2 separate regions of the Homo sapiens genome follow, and region 2 is linked to region 1. Evidence: chromatin loops called from intact Hi-C (ENCODE). Cell type or tissue: heart left ventricle. All regions are shown on one strand.

The links. Peaks named below come from ENCODE experiments on the same cell type or tissue, not always from the same donor. Only the 100,000 strongest peaks of a DNase experiment are listed, where the experiment ranks them.
Region 2: a loop joins it to region 1, with 3 times the contacts of the local background. A loop is called at or near these places in 1 of 110 quality-filtered maps.

What each region holds. Positions count from the first base shown.
Region 1 is chr3:14,724,824-14,727,323 of GRCh38, forward strand. C3orf20 (chromosome 3 open reading frame 20) reads left to right here. Exons shown (of 17, transcript NM_032137.5): 11 at 2,078-2,201. Among named protein-coding and RNA genes, the nearest start is that of C3orf20, 51 kb to the left of the region's middle. In heart left ventricle, no CTCF peak of the experiment used is centred here; a DNase peak (open chromatin) is centred at 1,488; H3K27ac peaks cover 1,633 bases.
Region 2 is chr3:14,834,881-14,837,380 of GRCh38, forward strand. The region is part of intron 1 of FGD5 (FYVE, RhoGEF and PH domain containing 5); the gene reads left to right. Among named protein-coding and RNA genes, the nearest start is that of FGD5, 17 kb to the left of the region's middle. In heart left ventricle, no CTCF peak of the experiment used is centred here; a DNase peak (open chromatin) is centred at 1,441; H3K27ac peaks cover 1,713 bases.

The sequences.
Region 1 (2,500 bases):
TAGAAGGTAGAGTCTCTATTAAGGGAAGCTTATCAAGGCATGGTTTGGCAGTGCAGTAGAAGACTGAGAGGTTATTTAAAATGACACAGTAAATCAAAGAGCATAACTGTCTTAAGGAAATGTAACATAGGGACAAACAGACCAATACATTGAGACAGATTCTGAAAACAGTGCTGCATTATAGAAAGCAGAAGCTGATGTTGACCAAGATTGACTTGCCAAAAAAGTGTTCCGATCATAACCTCTTTCGAGAGTGCAAGCATGTGTACTATGTATGACAACATTCTAACAAGATAAACAGAAACAATGAGTAAATATGCTTTCTTGTGGGTAATAGGATTTCCAAATGTTGACCTTAACCATGTGGTTAAGCATCTCAGGATATTTTACATGAAATCCTGAGGCTTAGAAAATTAGCTCATCTTGCATTCTTGGACCGTGAGAGCTGCAAGGAGCTTCCAAGAAAATGTGCCGAGTGTTGGGGCTCCTCCCTCCAAGTCCCTGTCACTGAGAAGCTTGTTAAATGGCTTCCCCAGACACCCATTGCCCTGGAAAGAGCCACCCATCAGAGAGACAGGCAGAATGGCGGTCCCAGCTTTTACAGCCCTGAGGCCTGGCTCCTCACTAAATATTTCCATCAAGGCAGCTCTTGGGAAGCGAGACAACAGCCTCTGTTTAAATGCTTTATTAGCCCAGTGTGCCACCTCAGGTCCTTTTTGGAAGCAGGCTGAGTATAAATTTCAAATAAATAAATAAGATGAGTGCAGAAGCAGCAACTGGGGCCAAGAATCAGAAGGATGGTTGAGACTTTGCCATTTGTTGGGGACATCCTTTATAGATTTCCTGCCTTCAGCATAAAGAAGGACTCGTGGGCTGACTTTGTTGTTCATCAGGAAATCTGATACTGCCCACCCCACTCTTGCCACTTGAGGATTAAATTCCACAGAAGAGAGTTTTTTTCCTACCTTCTCTATGTTACGTGGGAGATGTAGAAATGATAGATCTTCCTCTCAAGTTGCTGAATGAGTTTAGGGACAAAGGCAGTGAAAAAAAAAAAAAAAATGACCAGGACCCAGGGCAGAAAGGACAGGAAGGGACATGTGTGAAAGTTCAGCAGAGGGAGCAGTTGCTGTTGGCTGAGGAAATCAGGGAAGGCTTCCTAGAGAGAAAGACCGAATATAAATACCTCTGGAAACTGGGCCTGATTTTGCAGTGCCACTGACATGCCCCAGCTGTTCAGAGCAGGTCTTAGATTGGGTCTCCTGGGAAACAGACTGTGGAATGGAACCAAGTATGTAGGAGTTTACTGGAGACTGCTCTTGGGAACAGCCCCTTTGACGGTCTGAAGGAAGGCAGAGGGAGAGGGCAGCCATGGCAGAGGCCTCAGCGATCCCGTGGGGAGCCCTGGAGTCAGAATGATCCTTCAGCGTAATCCCAAATGGAAACAAGAGGCCTGGGCCTTTGTGGCCTGCAATTACCAGTCAGCTTCTGTAACCTTGGCCAGAGGCAGGTTCTCAGCTGGGCAATGTCAGCAGCCACTGTTTTGACAGCTGGAGGGATGAAGGGGCTCCTGGGGGATGCACCGCAGCATCCACTGCAGAGGGAGGCCGGCAGAGAACGCTCTGCAGAAGGCTTTATCGTCCACTTACTCACGAATGCAATAGCATTTACTGAGCACCTGCATGACAAGCACTCAGACACACAAGAGACCAAGACTCGGTCCCTTCCCTCCAGAAGCTTGCAGTCTAGTGGAAAGATAGGCTCAAACACAGCTGTCACTTGGCAAAGTGCTAACTTCCATCTTCAAGCTGCATTGAGCATGATGAGAGTTCAAAGCAAGAAGCAGTTCTGCCCAGTCGAATCAAGGAAAACCCTCCGAGGAGAGGCCATGAGTCAGGCCTGGGTCTGTGTGCAGGAACTCACTGGGCTGAGAGGGAGAGAGGTGTGTTCCAGGTAGGGGTAGGGGGGCAGGCAATAGCACATCCTCTGAACCGGAGCAAGTCTTAGTTATCCTGGACTAGGCAGCTGGCTCTTTGAGGGGATGGTGACACCCGCCCTCCCCTTTGCCCCTCTCCAGCTGAACCGCAGAATCAGCAACATGGACGACAAGGTGTATAAGATGAGCCGAGCCCTGGCTGAGATCAAGAAGCGGTTTCAGAAGACAGTGACTCAGTTCATTAATTCTATCTTGCTGGCCGCAGGTAAGGAGGCTGAAAGGTGGGCGAAGGCCTATCTGTTGGCTTCCCCAGTCCTGAGATTCTGGCAGGTCATCTCAAGGGACAGACCTTTACTTTACCGCCCATTCCATCTTCAGTCTGAATGTCCAGGGAAGTAGGCATAGCAGAGATATTTCCCCATTTTAGGTCCCACTGGGCTCAGGTCACTTAAGGCCACACAGCTAAGAATAGTGACGTGAGCCCACTTGCATTTCTGAGCTCTCTCCCAGAGTGTCTTGCACATCTCCATGAGATTGTCTTATTTTCCTGGGTTTCTCGGTAGC
Region 2 (2,500 bases), 110 kb after region 1:
GTGAAAGAAGCAAGCTTCAGCAGACCCCGCGATCTGCCACTGCATTATATGTGATATCATTAATCCTCCCAACCGCCGTGCAAGACCAGGATCATCAGCCCCATTTTACAGGCAGGAAAACTGAGGCTTTGAGACATCACATGGCAGAGGAGGCAAACAGACAGTCCGAAATCCCAGAGCAGGCCCCACAAGGCACACACAAGGACCCAGCGGTGCTTTCCCCTGGCAAGCGTTGCCCCCGCCTTAGGAAATGGCGAGCCACTCTCACAGTGGGTGTGCACAGAGAGGCCAGGTGAGCAGGGAGGCTGTCCTGCGGGTCAGAAAGCTGGACTACAGGCAGGGCGAGGTGGCTCACGCCTGTAATCCCAGTACTTTGGGAGGCTGAGGCAGACAGATCACCTGAGGTCAGGAGTTTGAGACCAGCTGGGCCAACATGGTGATGCCCCATCTCTGCTAAAAATACAAAATAATTAGCCTGGTGTGGTGGTGCATGCCTGTAGTTCCAGCTGCTTGGAAGGCTGAGGCACAAAAATTGCTTGAACCTGGGAGGTGGAGGTTGCAGTGAGCCGAGATCACGCCACTGCACTCCAGCCCGGATGACAGAGTGAGACTCTGTCTCAAAAAAAAAAAGAAAAGAAAAGAAAAGAAAGCTGCACTACAAAACCCAGAAAGCTCAGGAGGTCGTGAAACCTTAACGTAGCCGCCGCATACTTGTGCACTGCACTTTACAGCTTACAAAGCTTTTTTCTCCCAGTAAGCACCCTTTGGAAAAGGGAAGACACCAGTTACAGCAAAATTTAAGCAAAGACTTGAAGAAGAACAGGGAGAATTCAGGCAGTTATTTTCCTTGCAAGGCCATGGGTGAGCCGTTTTCTAGAATGCCTCTCAGTTCCTTGACTGTAAAATGGAGATAACAGGTGGTGGCAAGTGTGCAGTGGCTAAGAACCCATGCCAGTTGCTTGGTGCAGGGTCTGGCCTGCAGAAGGTTCTCAGCGAAGGTTCTTGGTAATTGTTATTTTGATTGTACCTGATATGAAGAAGGGATCAGAGGAGGGCAGGAAAAGGGGCCTCTGAAAGACTGAGGGTCTGGGAAATACCAGGGAAGGGGCAGAGATGAAGAGCAGAAAGGAACTCGAGGCTCCAGAGCGCTGTCCAGGATCACATAGCTGGCAGGTGGCAGAGTCAGACGTAGAACCCAGGGGCATCTGCTGTGAAGCCTCCATGCCACATGTTGCACAAGGAGCCGTGGTGAGAGCACGGAGACCCTGGGGCTGACCTGGGTCAGGGTGTGGCAGGCCATGACCCCAGTCCTGCTCTGAGGGATAACAAGAGAGAAGGGTGATGTCATATGGCGAGAGATTGTTCTGGGCCACGCTCCCCGCCCGGGAAGCTCCTTGTAGATGCTGCATCTGGTTTCCAGGGAGGTCCCTGGTTCAAGCCCAAGTTTGCTTGCCGGCTGGAGGCCAGAGGTCAAGGCTGGGTTCAGAGCTGCAGAGTGAGTCAATGGCTTAGCAACATCAGAGAACTTAGGCAGCTGCTCAGCCTCTGGGGTGAGGAGACCTGCCTGGTCCCCAAACGCAAATGGTCTCCAGACTCCAGGAGGCCCTGAGGTCTGCATTCAGCAGCACCGTGAGTGAGGAGAGTTCATGCTTTGCCAGCCTTTGCCCGACTTTTGAGTTTTCTCTGGCTCTCCTGTGTTCCTCAGCCTTGAGGGTGGGAGGTTCAGGATTCCACCCAGGCTGTCTGAACCCCCTCATTTACAGAGGAGAAACCTGAGGCCAAGAGGGGAAGAGAGAAGTGCTGGGACTTGGTTCCTTGAGTAACCAAGTGGCCACCCTCAGAAAGGCCCAGGAGAGAGATGGGAGAGGCAGACCCCGATTGCTGATGAGATGTGATTAAAATAAATATGATAGGAAAGTGAGCAATATTCTGGCAGCACAGAAGGAGCAGCCACGTGCTTTGAAGAAGAGGCCTCCCTGAGGCACTCGCAGGGTTAACATGGACATTTGAGCAGGGCTCAAAGGGCGAGTAAGAATTTGCGACCTGAAGAAGGGAAGGAAGGACATTCCAAATGGAAGGGACAGTGGGGACCACATGCACAGAAGCACCCGGGTATAAGGGACCTAGGGTGCACCAAGACCAAGGACACACACACAGTGACCAGACTGCAGCAGGGAGGGACAGAAAGGAGGTGAGAGTTCAAGCCCCAAGCTTGAGGGTGTGAAGTGCAGAGAGTCAAAACAGAGGCTGAGAGTGTTGGTCAGCGGTGGTGCCAAGACTCCCAGCCTGGGGCCCTGCGTGCCCTTGCCATCTTTATTGGCGTGTCCCTGACTCTTTCAGCCCTCACTGAAACTATTTGAGGTTAAATAGGAGGCTGCTGTCTCCATGGCTGGAGAAGGGGAAGGTGTGAGTGTAACAAGGTCTTTTGAGGCTGGAGTTTGGCTTGCCTGTAACCCCAGGAGGGGCGGTTGCTCAGTTCACGGAGCAGTCATTCATTATC